2 separate regions of the Mus musculus genome follow, and region 2 is linked to region 1. A link is a loop called in an ENCODE intact Hi-C map of the cell type or tissue named here. Cell type or tissue: heart. All regions are shown on one strand.

Region 1 (8,000 bases):
CACACAAATAGAGCATGCCTAACATCCCAGACTGAGCTAGCACGAAGCATCTAACTCTGGACCCCTCCTTATGCCTGGAATGTATATGTTTATTCCTATCCACATGGATAAAGTACACAAGTTATTTCACTGAGAATCATCTGAGAGTGGCTGTTTTATTGAGCTGTAAGACTCTGGGGAAGTTTTCTCTCCTGAAGCATTCATTGCTGGACCTCGGATCTGCCCAGCAGGCTGGACTCTCACCCCTGCTTGCTGCTGCGGCTACTAGCTGCCATTTGTTGTTAGTCATAGCCACTCCCCACCTTGGCGTTGAGATGATGGCAGTGGGAGAAACCCTGACACTGCATGAGCTTCCCTTTGGAGAGCTCTAACACTTTGGCCATTCCAGCCAGTCTAAAGCCCCTTGGAGCCTTTCTTTCTGTCCAGGTCAGAGATCCTTGGATTGCGTTCTGTCTCCCCTGAGCTGCTTGCCAGCAGCTCTCTGGTACCCCAGTGGTGAAGCAGACACACAGCCCTTCACCCGTCTAGTAAAGAGGGCATCCCTAGATGCCCACAGGTGCCTGTGACTCCAGTGCCGAGCTAAGTGGAAGTAGGAGGGTTGCTGGGACATGCTGGCTTCCGCCAGCTTAGCTGAGAACCTGTGAGCCCCAGGTTCAGTGAGAGAACTGCCTCAATGGAAAAGGAAGGTATACAATATCATCTTCTAGCCTTTAAGGCACCCTTACCCAGGCATGTACACACACACACACACACACACACACACACACACACACACACACAAACATACAAACCATTACTTGACACCAAAAGTGGGCTTTCTTATCATTTTCTTATCTAGTCATAAAATAGTAAAATTTTTTGGAGTTTCTCTTCAACCAGTTGAAGCTGTAAGGATCACATGGGTTGTAGTTTGCTGACCTGTGTCTGTGTGGGGATGCTGGGAGACTGGTTAGCCTTGAGAGGACAAGAGCCTTCAATGTCAGAGTGAGGCTTTTGGGTCAATGGGGGTTGGAGGTTGAGAACCGATAGCATTCACCACTCAGCTGGTGAATCAGCTACCATCCATTCGATCTGCTCTCCTTTCATTGCCCTGAGGACCAAGCCATTGCCCACTTCGAAGCTCAGGAGCAATGTGTGGAGACCAAGCCCTGACATAGTCACAGAAACAATTTTTAAAAACATTATTATGGCTCATATGTGTAATCCCAGAACTAGAAAAGCTGAGGCAGGGGCATTACTATGAATTTGGGGACTTCCATAGAGAGGGCTAAAGATGAAAACTTAAAAAAAAGTTAGGTCAATAAAGAACATAGTTTTCTTTCTTTGGTTTTGTGTGTGTGTGTGTGTGTGTGTGTGTGTGTGTGTGTGTGTGTGTGTTTGCTTGCTTACTTGCTTGCTTAAGACAGGGTCTTGTAGCCCTGGCTGTCCTAGAATTCACTGTGTGGACCATGCTGGCCTTGAACTCACAGAGATCTACCTGCCTCTGCCTCTGGGGTTCTAAGATTGAAGGTATGCTCTGCCAAGCTGAGCAACATGAGTTTTCCTTTAAGCCCACTCCCCACTCTGGGGTCACCACCATTAAGGGGTGGCTAAGTATGAGTCTAGCAGGCTTCCAGTGCACACAGCTATAGACCCATAGATACACCCTCCCATCCAAGGCTCAGCATTCTCATGGCTTGTGGCTTAGTCCCGTGCTTTCCTGCAATGAGGATTTGTCACTGAGCCGTTTAGCAGCATCTTCCTTTTTGACATTTGCCTCCTTGCTGTCACATACCTTACTGGTCCCCTCTACATGATGACACACAACACCATGGAGTCTCACATGTCCTTTCACACCTGGCACTAGGTTCTCTGCTGGGGAGTCTCAGAAGCAGACTAAGGCCTGGAAGCTCGGAGTGTGGGTTAACATGGTACCTGGAGCCATTCTCTACGTTGCTGGGAAGAGGCAAAGCAATTCTCCAGAGCCCTGGGAGGATCCTACCAGAGACATACTCAAGGACCGCTATTGCAGAGCACCTGACTGGTCCAGGGAAGCAAGCATCTCCAGAGAGGATAGGCCTGCCTACTCCTGCATGCTCAGGCCAGAACACGTGTCCAGTGGCAGCCCTTGGAGACAGTCAGTATCCTGGCCCATTTATCCAGTCACTCATGCACGTAGTTAACTAATATTTACTGAGCATTTCTTACGACTTGAGTCCTAGGCTATGGCGGTAAGCACAGGCATGCCCCTGCCATCCTGTTCTTCACTGCCTGGTGAAAGAGGATTTGGTTATCCATTCGTTTGGCTACTGTTTATTGAGAGTCTGGCATCTGTCAGATATTGTTCTAAGCACCGAGACTCTAACACAGAAGAGCACAATAGGGGAGAAAATCCCTGCCCTCCCAGACTTAGAGTCTGGGCGAGGAGACAGATAATGAACACATAGACAAGGGCAGTGTGTCAGAGGCGATGAGTGAGCCAGGGAGGAGATGGAAAGTGCTGGGGAGTGGCTTTGTAGCTAAATTAATCTGGGGAGACCTCACTGAACAATGATCTAAAAGAAGAGGTGAGGGAAGGTGGAGGGGAAAGAAACAGGATCTTTGCAGACATGGGGACATGGTCAGAAGCCAAGGGGAGGCCCACTCAAGACCCTAAGGTTGTCTACGGAACAGTAGAGACCAGGCCAGCTCCTGAGCATCTAGCAGTCCAAGAGGGACCCAGTATATTCTAGGTAGGGAGATGGCCCAGGGGAGGCCTAGAACAGAATGAGGATCAGGGTCCCACTCACAGGTGGCTTCCCCATTGAGAACAGGCCTCAGAGGGGCAGAGTGGATGTCAGGAGGATGGGAGAAGGGAATTGAACTTGACCCAACAAGAGATCTAGAACCAGGTAGTCCCCATGGGGATGTGAGAAGTTGCGGGACTCTGACATGTTCTGCAGATAGCCACGGGCTTTCCTGATGGGTTGGCTGTGGGATGGTAAGAGGAAGGGAAATGGACACCAAGGTTCCTGTTTCCCAGGGCAAAGGATGTGGTCGACGGTGAGGAGCAGAAGAGTGGCTGAGCTTCAGGCTAGCTTTGTACTCTGACAGTTGGGCTACAGTAGAGAGGCTGGTAGCTGGTGTAAGGCTGAGCCTAGGGTTGGGGGCAGGTTCTCGCCCTTCAGGGACGGGTGGGATTGAGATACAGGTGCCTAGAGGAAGTGCCAGGAGACAGAAGGAGGAAAGTCTAAGGGTGAAAGTCTGGCCTTAGAAGATGGGAATGAGAAAAAACTGCCCAAGAAGGGGAGTAAGCCAGCATGTGGCAGGAGATGGCTCAGGAGCAGGGGACCCCCAAAGCTGGGGGATTCAATAAGGATAGTGCACTTGGGGCTAGGGGGTGGCAAGAGGCCATAGAACAAGGACTAAATGCCATCTTCAATCAAAAGGCAGGGCATGAGCAAGGGCCACATAGTGTCAACAGGACAAAGACAAAGAGGTTCAGCTGATTGCAGGAATCCCAAGGAGTGACACCAAGTCAGAGAGGGCTTCCTGGAAGAAAGGTGGTATAAACAGAAACTGACGGAGTTTACACTCATCCCCTAGGAACAGAGGGGGTTGCCCAGGCTGGGGGAGCAAAATGAACTCGGGACAGGAAGAATGGCTGCAGCATGTCATTTGAGGAACTGACAAGGAGCAACAGGGAATGAATTACCTCACAGGATCCTAGGAGTCACCAAGCCCTTGATGGCAGGTGGGTGATGGAGTCCACCCTGAGATAGATAGACCGTGGAGACGCAGGTGGGGAAAAGATACAAAGTCGGGTGACAGAATGCAGGGACATTTTCTGGAAGCTATCACCAGTGAGTCAGGAGGACATGCGGGGTCTGGAGGACAGTAGCGTGTGACAAAAAGAGACCAGGCTGATGGGGACCTATCTCATGTGGTTGACTTCAATCTGGTCCAGCTAGAGCTGTGTGCCAGGGGCCCTGGCAGTACCTTTATCATGTCTTCTCGTTTCCCTAAAGGACCCCTCCCCCCACCGGCCTACCCCCCCCCAGTCCTCCAGCTCCCACCCCCAGCCCCCCCAGTCTCCCCCCACCCCCGCGCCCCCCATTCCAACCACAGCCGCCAGTGACTGCTCTCCAGCCTTCTTACACAGTGCAGGGACATGTGAGTGCCTGCTGGGTGCCCCAGGTCCTGGCACAGGAGAGAGGAGATGATCCAGGCAGACAGGCTCTGGGTTCCCATGGGGCCCTGCCCTACATATGGCCCGAATCAAGTGTAGTGTTGGGAAGGGAAGGAGCTGGAGAGAATTCTAGAAGGACGCAGTATTTATGCTACAGGAAGTGAAAGAGCGTTTGCAAGAATGGAAACAATGAGGACAGTGACAGGCAGAAGGGAAGAAAGGGGTCCGAGGGGGTGGAGCATGGGCTGATTGCCAGAAGCGCATTGGAACTTGACTGAGGGTGGTAGGGAGCTGTGGAAGGCCCTGAGCAGACACCACTCGCTCAGAGACTGAGGTCAGTGCAGAGAGCCATGACCAACCACCTCACCACAGACCCCCTTCTCTTACAGCTAACTCCCGTGACAGGTGAGACGGGCCACGACAAATCGGGCTCCTGCTGGACTTTAAACTCTATACCTCTAGAGCAGATCCTGAAGGCCATACAGGCTTGACCAGGGTATCCAGGCTGGTCATGGGGAGATGTGAAGCCATTCGACTCACAGCAGCGGGAGCTACCCACGGGGACGGCTGACTTACTGAGTCTGTACTCCAGATACCACCTATTGAGGTTGCCGGCAGAATGCTGAGGAAATAAATCTGTTCACTAAGACATCCCACCCCTTCCCTGCCAAGGTCCGGGGCTGGAAGCAGCCGGCAGACTAGCAGCGCCACCGTGTGGCAGATGTGGGCCAGCACAACAAGGCGGTTCCACTGGGAGCCAGGAATAACGTTTGTTTGTTTGTTTGTTTGTTTGTTTGTTTGTTTGTTTGGATGGCTGTCCCAACCAGGAACATGCTCTAAGCCCTGGGCTCCATTCTCAGCCCTCTTTTCACTTTCCTTTTCCTTTTTATTGAAAAAAAATTTGAGACAAAGTTTCCTTAATTTGCCTAGGCTAGATTTGAACTCACTCTGTAGCAAGGCCAGCCTTGAACTCAAAATCCCCCTGTTTCAGCCTTTGGAGTAGCTGGGGTTTCAGGCCTGTGCCACCAGGCCTAGCTAAGGACACTTGATTATATACAGCCTTTCATGATGTATTTTCAATTTACTTCTACAACAACATCATTGGTCTGTTGGAGATTGCCAATTACTAGGTAATACATATCTAATGAAAATGTGTAAATGACATGGATTCTATATGTGACAAAAATAGACAGGTTTTTTTTTCAGAATTATCACCTCTTATCCTGCCAAGTTAAACATGGATTGCACTTTGTCAAGTAAGCTTCAGCACTTTTTCTACAGAATGTGGGGTGTGTGTGTGTGTGTGTGTGTGTGTGTGAGAGAGAGAGATGTGGTATGTGCATGTGTATAGTGTGTGTGTATGTGTGCACATGGTATAATGTGGTATGTGTGTGTGTGGTTGGTGTGGTATGTGTTTGTGTGGGGGGGTGTACGATGTGGTACATGTGTATGTGTGCTTGTTATGATGTGGTGTGTATGTGTGTGTGCGTGTGGTACGATGTGGTACTCATGTGTGTGTGTGTTTGTTATGATGTGGTGTGTGTGTGTGTGTGTGTGTGTGTGTGTGTGTGATATGACATAGTATGCATGCATGTGTGTGAGGTGTGATGTGGTGTGTGCATGTGTATAGTGTGTGTAGTGTGTGTGCACATGGTATAATGTGGTATGTGTGTGTGTGGTATGATGTGGTGTGTTGTGTGTGTGTGTGTGTGTGTGTGGTACGATGTGGTACTCATGTGTGTGTGTGTGTGTGGTATGATTGATGTAGTATGCATGTGTGTGTGTGGTATGATGTAGTATGCATGTGTGTGTGTATATATATACACAAATAAGACCATATCATGCATGACTTATATTCTGAATTTTGTTTTTCTCTTTGCTAACAGTGGAGCAGAAACTAAAAAATATTTTACATATGTAGACATGTGTGAATCATGTTGAATAGAATGTTGTGTGCTTACTGTCTAATTAACGTAAATTTAAAAAATGTATGTGTGGGTCAGGCAGTGCCATACACCTTTAATCCCAGCACTTTAATCCTCTGTCTCTGTGAGACAGAGGCAGGCAGATCTCTGAGTTTGAGGCTATCCTGGTCTTCAGAGTGGCAAGACAAAAATCCTGTCTCAGAAAAAAAAAAAAAAAAAGTATGTGTTTGGGTGTGTGGTATGCAGGCAGGTGTGTGTGTGTGTGTGTGTGTGTGTGTGTGTGTGTGTGTGTGTTCCCATATGTGGGAGTGTTTATCTATAGGTGCACATTTGGAGATCTAAGGCTGACATAGGGAATCTTCCTTCTCATTCACTGAGGCAGTATCTCTCAGATGAACCCACAGCTTGGCCATATGGTAGTTCGTTTAGGCAGCTTGACCCAGCAGTCCCCTGTATCCACCCTTGGAGCCCTAGGATCACAGGCAGCCCACCAGGCCCACCTGGCTCTGAGGGCTTGAGCAGCACCCTCACACTAACAAGCAGGGGCTTTATCCACTGAGCCCCCTTTACATCCAACAACTGAAGTGACTTTTTAAAAAGCGATTTATTTATTTATTTTATATATGCGAGTACACTGTTGTTCTCTTCAGACACACCAGAAGAGGGCATCAGATCTCTTTACAGATGGTTGTGAGCCACCATGTAGTTTCTGGGAAATTGAACTCCAGACCTCTGGAAGAGCAGCCAGTGCTCTTAACCACTGAGCCACCTCTCCAGTCCCAGTAGAAGAGATTTTTATTAGCATTTAAAAAAAATTATCTTTGATGTTTCCTTATGCTTCATATTTAAAAAGTCAAAATGTATTCTACACACACATACACATCCTCTTAAAACTTCATTCCGGGTGGGTTTGGTATTTATATTGATCATATCACTGTGTTATTAATTGTTAGTGTCCCTTTCTATAAGTGGCAATCCTAAAGCCAGCGCAGCACAGCGCACCTTGACTCGTTCAAGTCTAACACTAATGAATGTCGTCACCCTCACCACTGATGCAGGTATGAGGGACCTCGGGCCATTTAAAACCCTATTTACCCCACCTGATTCATGTTCTGGTGTCATCTGGAACCATCTGGTATTTGAGTTCTTTCTATATATCACTCTCCACATGGCATTGTTATTATTATTGTTTTGTACAGACAAATTTGTTTAAATTAAGCAGATATTTTCCTCACTGACGTTTATTCCTTTCTTATCTCCACGTTCCTGGCTGGAACTGTTTCTCAGCCCAGCTCATCACTAATTGTGGCGCTGTGCTAGCGATACATTTGTTATTTGAATGAAAGGTCTGTATTTCACCTTCGCTTTCCATTTTGTATGTATGCACATGTGTGCAGTGTATGGGAGTGCGTGCCTGTAGGAGGATGAGCATGTAGAGGTCAGAGGTCACCATCAGAAGGCTTCAGTTCTCATCATAATGTTTGAAACAGGGTTGCTCACCACTCTAGCCAGCACTCATCGATTGGCTAGACTGATTGGCCTGTGGGCTCTGGGGATCCACCCCGCACTCAGGTTGCAGAGATTTGTGACCGTATGCACGCAGCCTTCATACTTGCATGCTGGCGATACAAACTCATATCCTTGTCCTTGTGGGTCAGGTACTTTACCAACTGAGCCACATCTCCAACACTTTGGAAAGGCACTTTCTTTATGCAGCTATATTATTCCAGGGTGTTAAGAAAGAGAAAAAGAGAACAATAGCGGAGAGACAAAGCCAAATGCACGAACGAGCAACTGCATTACATGTAAGCAGACTACATACTACACTAGAAAGACAAACACCGTCTTATTAGGTTAAAAGCAGCAACAATATGTGATGCTTATAGTGGAGGTGTAATAAGCATGCGGATAAAGAAACAGGGAGAGTG
Region 2 (8,000 bases), 670 kb before region 1:
TTTGCATATGTATGTGTACATGCATTTACCTCTGTACCTATGTGTTTTTGTGCCTCACCTGTGTTTTTATGTATTTATGTGTGTGTTTCCATGTGACTTTACCTGTGTGCACATGGGATATTTTATCTATGTCCATGTGTACAAGTGTGCAAATGTTTGTCTACCCATATAAACACATGCATGGGTGTGTATGTGTGACTTTCCATCTGTGTTCTGAGTGTGTGTGTGTGTGTGTGTGTGTGTGTGTGTGTGTGTGATACTGGGAGGTGATTTCTTATTACTTTCAATACTATGGCATGCTCCATCGAGAAGTCAGATCCGGAATTTCATCAATCCACAGAGGAATTTTACTAGGGCCCAGCCTGGTACCTTGCAGGGCAGAGTCTGTCTCCAACTGCAGGGACCACATGCTCTATCCTTGGCTCCTCTGCCACATGCACCTCACTCTACTGTCCCTTCCTTCTTTTCTTGTCATTCTCTCTTCATTCTGTGCTCTCTCCCCTGCCCCCACCTTTCTGTCTGTAGGTAGCCCTGCCTCTTCATCTCGGCCCTGACTTGACCTCTCTGGCTATCTCTGAGTTCCATGTCTCTCTCAGGTTCTAACTCTTTCCCCCTCTGCCTGTGTCTGTCAGTGTTGCTAGCCAGACTTCCCTGGGGAGTATTCTAATTAAAGATGCCTCCTTCCTTCCACCACCAACCTCCACCCCTCCCCACTCCTTCCTCCTCCCCCCTTCCCAACCACCCCCACTACACCCCAGCCAAGAAAAACTTTGTCTGAGAAGCCCTTAGAGGCTGAAGCAGTGTGCCTAAAGTACTAAAGTCTGGAGCTAAAGAGTCCCTCCCTCCGAGCCAGGTGACCAAGAGCACACACAGCACTGAGAGAGACAAGGAGGGGCTTCCCAGGGCCAACAGGAGTCAGATGAACGGGAGGGAAGCATGCATGGTGCTTAATATCCCAGACTCTGAACTCAGAGGAAGGAGATTTGGGTTCAGGAAACCATGAGAAGGGGCGGAGAGCACACGCACAGAGGCTGCATGGTGGCAGTCTCCTTAGGAGGCAAGGACCCTTCAGCAGCAGTCTTTGGTGGGTCATTGTCATCCAGCACTAACTTAGCCTTCTTTCTCCCAACTCCAGGAGCAGCCTAGACACAAGAAGGAACACGCCTGGCCCAAGGCAGCAGAGGAGAAAACCAAGCTGTGGGCTACCCACCCACCCTCAGTCCCACCCACACCTCCACTCCCCACTCCCCACAAACACCCTAAGCTAATTCAGACACAGAGCCCTTGGTCGCAGCTCCCTGCCCAGCCAGGTATACCACCACCACCCCCAAGGCAGCCTCAGGCGGACCCAAAGCCTCTGGGCTGAGAGCCAGGGCTGCATTCCTTCTGCCCAACCCACTACCAGCCTCCTGGGCAGTCCAGGTTCCAATTGTCGTCCCCCCACCCCACCCCCAGAGAAAGACAAGAGCAGAGCTGGGGAAGGACCCTGCGTGCTCTGTGTCACCACAACAGCATTCTGGAGGTGGCTTCTTGGCCCAGCCTGGGCCTTCCTTGGAACTCTAGGATATCTGAAAATAGAAAAGGAGAAGAGAAAGCTGTGGTCTGTGTTGTGGGCAGAGGAGAAGCTGGGTGGGGGTAGGGGTGAGCCTGTGGACAGAGGGCCCTGGGACACATCAAACCTGACCTCCAGCCCCCTCCCCCACCTGCTCTGCACCCCTTGAGTCTCTCTGCAGTCACCCACCTACACCTCTATTCAACAGAGCAGTAGACTGAGCCCCATCCCCACCCCCACAGGAAAGGTTGACCAAGAACACATTACAGAGCTGAGCCCAGAGCTTCTGGCCCCCAGAACTCTCCCAGTAGGCTCTCAGGATAGAGTCTGTTTGAGGCCTTGATTTCTGCTTACCTGCCCTGAGGGTCAAGTTCAGGTGGCCCACTCCAAAACCCTGGAGTGCCTTTCCTCTCAGAACCAGAGTTCAGCCTGTGCCTGGAAACCCTGAACCCTGGCTCCCTCCCAGGGGCTTCCTCCCTCCTCCCTCTTCCTTCTTCCCTCCTCCCTCCTCCTTCCCTCCTCCCTCTGCTCTTTGGATGACCTCTACCCAGGCAATCTTCCTTCCTCTTTTTCAGGCCCTCTCTCCCCACCCAAGCCTGGGCTCAACAGAGATGGGGACAGACATGAAGGGAGATGCCAGCTCTAGGTCCCAGCCTCCCAAACAGCAGTGTGTGGACCTCAAACAGCAGTTGACAGAAGGATAGGGCTACCCTGTGTGCAGCCTCCTCCCTTTCCCCTACCTAGTGGCAGATGGGGGCTACATGTGTGCTGGTTCCTCCTCCTCCCATGACAGATGGGGGGCTACCCTGTGTGCAGGCTCCTACCCCCTCCTTAGTGGGGTTATCATGTATGCCATCATCCCCTCCCCAGGACATGGCCTCCTCCTAGGAAGGCCCTGGGGCCTGTGAAAATGGAATCTAATTTTCTAATCTTCAGAACCTGTGGTACATTGCTTCCTGTCTTCCTGTGCCTCACGGCCCTTTAGAGACAGGCGAGCTGCCGCCAAGCCCCTTTCAAGAGGCCATTCAGGAGCCAGAGTCCTGCCTGGCTCTTCCCATGTGCCCGTGGGAGATTCGCCTGTGAGCTTCTCTACCATGGAGGTAATTAGGCACACAAGATCTAAATGAGAAACAAGATAGCACACAGGCTTGGCCCTGAACCTAGAGCGCAGCTACTAGCTGAGTCTGCGTGCTTAAGGAGGTAACAGGCTCTTGATTAGACCTGTGCCTTCTGCATTCAGATCCTTTTCCAGATCTGGTTTTTAAGTTCCATTCTGTAGTGAGGAATTAAAAATTAACTTAATAACTGGCTGCCTAATGTTTACTCTGTCTGAGCACCAGGATAGGAAAGAACAGGATTGACAACGGCTTGCCCCTCTCAGACAACTGACAAGGCTGTGGAGATGATAGGAGGGGCAGAAACATACAGAAAAGGCGCCTAGCTTACCCCTAATGCTCTTCCCGGAGAAAGCAGCATGTGCAAAGGCCCTGGGGTTGCAGAGAGGGGCCTCTGGGAAGTAGATGGGAACTGTGTAATAATGGCTAAGACTCTACCAATGCATATAAGCTGCACGACATTCTACATTCTAGGTACAGCTGTGTAGTATGGGCTTGACTTCACCCTAAGGCTTCTGGGAAGCTCTCTGGACCTTGTAGATACTATGTCTCCTCAGAACAGAAGGATGTGACTCAGGGTGGGCTAACCACACTTCTATTGTCTTAGAGTGGGGGACTGGCCATGGGAGAAACCAAGTGCATAGCTTAAGTCATGGGGCTTTGCGTCAGGCAACATCCCTCAGTCTGGAGACAGAGAACGAATGTGGGGACACCAGCTGGCCCCTCAGTGACGCCATGCAAATCATCTCTGAACTTGGAAGCGCAGGTGAACTTGATCTCCCAGCCACACTCCATGCAGACTACCACATCCTTGCTCAGCACATCCAGACATGACCCTCATTCAGCATAACTTATTAGATGGAATTTCTTCCCACCCTAAAGAGAACCCCCTGAAGGAGACACAGTTGCCTTTGTTTTGTAGAGTAGGGCACTGAGTCAAGCAACCTGACTGAGGTCACAGAGCACCTAATAACAAAAGTGGGCTCTGAATGTGGGAGTCAGGAACTGGAACGTGGGCCTGGACCACTATGAGGTACTGCCCAGCCAGGGCTGCCTGCAGGGAGCAGGGGAAGATGGGCCTGGAGCTGAGCTGGTCTTACAAGATGGATGGCAGGAGATGCATTCCATAGCTGCCTAACAGGTCTGGGGTCCCCAGAAAATAACCACACAATCACAAGTATTTCAGCAGGGCAGTAAGTTTGATTTGTGCAGAGGGTGCATCCAGTGTGGGTCCTGCTGGTGCAAATGGGGTCCACCTCACATCCTTACATAATGGCTCTCTTAAAGTGTCACAGCCGACAATCGGGATGTGATTTTTGAGCACCTAGTACACATATTTTTCATTTCAAGAAGTGCTGACCTTGGGGCTAGAAACATGGCTTCCAGAACCTTCACAGAGAGACCCAACCACCCGAAACTCTAGTCCTAAGGGATCTGACGCCCTCTTCTGGCCTTCCTGGGCATCAGGAGCACGGACAAGCTTTAGGCAAAACACTCACACACATAACAAACACAAACCCAAATTAAGAAAAGAAGTGCTGACATGGAAGGAATTTGACTTTCTGCCAAGTAGCTTCTCTCCATTTGTTTTTAAATGAAATGTGTCTTGTTTAACCCTTGGATAGAAAAGATACTGAGTTTCTCTTTTACATTTTCCACACAGTCTGGATTTGAAATGCAGAGAAAGGAAGAACAGATTATGAACTTCAGGCTTCTGCACACACAGCCAGGGTTCTGAATACCCATGCCTAGGAAAAACAAAACGCAAGCCACGTGACAGAGTCGATACCTCAGTAAAAGTCCTTAGTGCAACATTGCAGGGGAAACTCCCCTACACAGGACAGTATTCCGAAGTGACCACCAGGTGGCAGCATAGGCCACCTTTTTCGTGTCTGCTCAGGCAAGGCAGGCTGGAAAAGGAGGTTTCCTGCTAGCCAGGCTGGAGAAACCACTGGTACAACTGGAATAGGACCTCTGCCAGGGCCTCTAGGAAACAAATTCCTGCATGCACAGAGTCCAAAGGGCCCGGTGGAAAAGGCACGAGAAGTGGACTCCCACACGGCTTAGCCAGAGCAGGTGTCCTATGCGGTGAGGCTTGTTAGGAAATTTACATTTTCACCTCTAAGAACTGTAACCTGGAAACAGATTTTGAGACATTTTGTTGTCTGAGTCACCCCCAACTCTACCCATGGTGTAAAACTGAGACCAGTTTTACACTGGCATGGCCTGCTATTGCTGGAGTGGAATTGGGGAACCTGCTTGAGCAGCCTGAAACCGTTCTCTTACCTGCCTTCATCCTTATCACTCCCTTGCCTTGGCCACTCACCCAGCCACCACCAGGCCATCTGTGCACATCCTTAGCATTTCCAGGGGAACTCTCTCCTGCCCCTCTCCCACCCCCTTGAGTGAAACCCCCCTAACATCAGCCCTTGGAGGCGTCCCAGGAAAGGCTTCCCGATCCCCTCCCCCACACTGTCCTGTTATTTGCATCTCAGCCGTGCAGCAGGTACCAAGCACTTGGAACAAGCAGAACCTGAGTGTCCAGAGCAGGGGACTATGCTCGACTGCCCGAGGGTGGCTTGCCCGGGCTCCCCCAAGTGGAAGCCCCGCAAAGAGACCAGGGCAAATGGAAATGTGCGGCTTCTGAGATCACTGTTAATGCAGAGGTGGTAACAGACAGCCTGTTAGCTCATCACAGGTCACATACAGGAAACCTCCCTGGCTGTCTGTACATTCACTGAGCACTTACTATCTGTGGGCACTGTTCCAGGCCTTGTGATCAGCATGAGGAAGACAGAGGGGTGGGGCTGAATTCCAGACAATGTGCACCCAGGGACAACGCTTCATCAGCTCGCCCTGCCATACCCCTGTGACCGTGCCAGGCTGCTTACAGAGGCAATGATTAGCACTACGGCCAGCACACACTGGAGTCCGTTCACTTTGGTGACAGGAGGAAATGACATGCTGCTGCCAGTCCCTCAGAAAAGGCACCGCAGAGGCACAAAAAGACAGAAGGGGCCAGCAAGATGAATCAGCGGGCAAAGGTGCTTGCCACCAAGCCTGACAATCCGAGTCCAATCCCCAGACTCCATAGAGCAGCAGAAGGCTACTCCTGCAAATTGTCCTCTACACACACACACACACACACACACACACACGTGGAGGAAAAAAATCACACACACACACACGTGGAGGAAAAAAATATTTTGGAAAAAAATCAAGAAAGTGGGTTTTCAAACTATGTTCTTCAAAACTAGGGATCTGCAGGACTGTCCAGGGCCACCACCAGGGGACAGGGGACTCAAGCATCAGCCCCTTCCTTGCCACCTTCCACCTTTGCTAGTCACAAATCCATCCTGGGCTTCTCAGGTTGGCTCTTGTTTGAAGAAGAATCCTGCTGGCTCAGGAAAGGCAAGAGGTTTGGCCAGAGTCACACAGTCGGTCGGTCGAATGGAAAGCCAAGGCAGACAACAATCAGAACCTGAGGTCAGAGATCAGCCTGGAGCTCCCAAGTCAGGGCCAGAGACAGTAGAACACAGGTAGAACAGGAAGCCGCAGAAACAGGAGCCTGAAACCAAAGGAGGATGAAGTTGTCATGATGTGGGATCTGGAGGTCAGAGGCAAAGGTTCAAGGTCACATCCCACTGTCAGAGGTCAATGAGAGCCATTCCCGTATCAGGGCTGCATCCAGTTGGTATTCACTGAGCATATATGTGTGGGCATAGAAACTATAATCCATGGTCATGAGCAAAGCAAAGCCTTTGCTCTCCCTCAGCTACCTGGAGTGCAAGGTAAACAGAAGAAATAACTGCTAGCCATCTAAGCAGAAGGAAGGACTGCCTGTAGGTGGGCTGGTTCCTATGGGGTGGTCAAGGAGGGCCTCCCTGAGGAGGTGACATTTGAGCTCCAGTCTGTCTGAACCTGGGCCAGCTGCTCAGCTCCTACCCTGAAAGCCAGCAGATCCACTCTGGAAGGAGAGGATGCCAGAGGGGCAGGAAGTCTGGCCCCCTGTAACCATATCCCCAGGAAGGAGGAAGCCTGGACTTCGCTTTCAGCAGCCCTATTCATCAAGGCCCAGCTCTAACCTCAGGCAGTACCCAAGGCTCTGCCTGGGGAGGAGGCAGGGAGGGAGAGAGGGAAGAGGGAGGGAGGGTAGCAGGGAGAGAGCCCTGGATTCCCTTGCAGACAATAAATGCTTCCAGGTTCCCGGGAGCATTTTTCGGGTCACTGCCGCATCTGATCTCAATTACCCTCGGTGTAGGGTTCCCGGGTGGGGGGCAGGGGTGGAGAGGAGCCGGTTCCTCCATGATCAGAATCTCTAGGCCCAGCCAACCAAGGCACTTCAGGATAGGTCCCCAACATGTCAGTAGGCGGGAGACAGAATCGCCAAAGAGAGGTCCAGGTCCAACTGTGCGTGGAGGTCATCTTACTTCACAACCATTTTGCTGTGTGACCTCAGCCATTTACTGGACATCCCTGGGCCTCTGATTCTTGGGAATTCGGTAACAGTGTGCAGCTGGTTCACCCTCATAGTTAATTAGTTATGAATTTATTAATCAATAATTAAATAATTATTAATTAATTACCACCCTCACTAATACCTAGACTAGTGTTAATCGAATCTACTACAACACTCAGCCACAAAGGTCTTAGGCACACAAGAGAGAAGGCCCCTGGGATTGCCAAACTTCTGAGCTAGCAAGACTTTGTGACTGGCAACCTTAAGGCAATATCATCTTCTCCCAGGCCTCAGTTTCCCCATCCATCACAGTGCTGGTGGGTAAAAATCTGCCCAGGAGAGGGTCCTTCAGGATCTAATGTAGGAAGCCCCTTTTGCAGCAAGAGACCTCACTAGAGCCCTGTTACTAGTTTCTCTTTAGCTAGTAAAACTCCACTTCGAGGGTGGGCTGAGGAGTGAGCATGCTGGAGGGAGTTAAGGGCATCTTGGGTCTGACCCCGAGCTGGGCTCAGGGGAAATTAAGGAAGACTGCAAACAGGGATTCGAACCTAGATCCATGAGCGAGCTTCAGGGCTGAGCGGATGCCAGGGGTCAGCGGAGCGCGTGTTGCAGGCGGGCGCTGCTCTCTTCTCCCCAGTGCGCGCGAACCGGGAACTCCCCTCCGGCCTCTGCCAGGGAACAATGCCCGGCTTCCTGCCGCCCGGCGGCCGCCGGGAAACGGGTCCCCCGTGCAGGTACAGGAGGTCGCGCCCCGGGAGACCGCAGGGGGGATCCTCCGCGGCCCGCTAGGCAGCGCGCAGCAGTGCTCTGGGAGGCCCTGCCGAGATGCTCAGCGCACCCGCACCCGCACCCGCACCCGCACCCGCACCCGCAC

What was found. A loop is a pair of places that touch in the nucleus more often than their neighbours do. Peaks named below come from ENCODE experiments on the same cell type or tissue, not always from the same donor. Only the 100,000 strongest peaks of a DNase experiment are listed, where the experiment ranks them.
Region 2: a loop joins it to region 1, with 2.7 times the contacts of the local background. A loop is called at or near these places in 7 of 42 quality-filtered maps.

Annotation. Positions count from the first base shown.
Region 1 is chr2:35,541,670-35,549,669 of GRCm38, reverse strand. It overlaps Gm13446 (predicted gene 13446), which reads left to right. Exons shown (of 4, transcript NR_045894.1): 4 at 1-136. Among named protein-coding and RNA genes, the nearest start is that of Gm13446, 13 kb to the left of the region's middle. In heart, a CTCF peak has its summit at 4,868 (motif pointing left); a DNase peak (open chromatin) is centred at 4,579; H3K4me3 peaks cover 868 bases; H3K27ac peaks cover 2,662 bases.
Region 2 is chr2:36,210,760-36,218,759 of GRCm38, reverse strand. It overlaps a transcript of Ptgs1 not described here. Among named protein-coding and RNA genes, the nearest start is that of Ptgs1, 16 kb to the left of the region's middle. In heart, CTCF peaks have their summits at 4,302, 4,501 (motif pointing right) and 5,266 (motif pointing left); DNase peaks (open chromatin) are centred at 1,579, 2,019, 4,589, 5,509 and 1 weaker place; H3K4me3 peaks cover 1,664 bases; H3K27ac peaks cover 3,589 bases; H3K27me3 peaks cover 1,915 bases.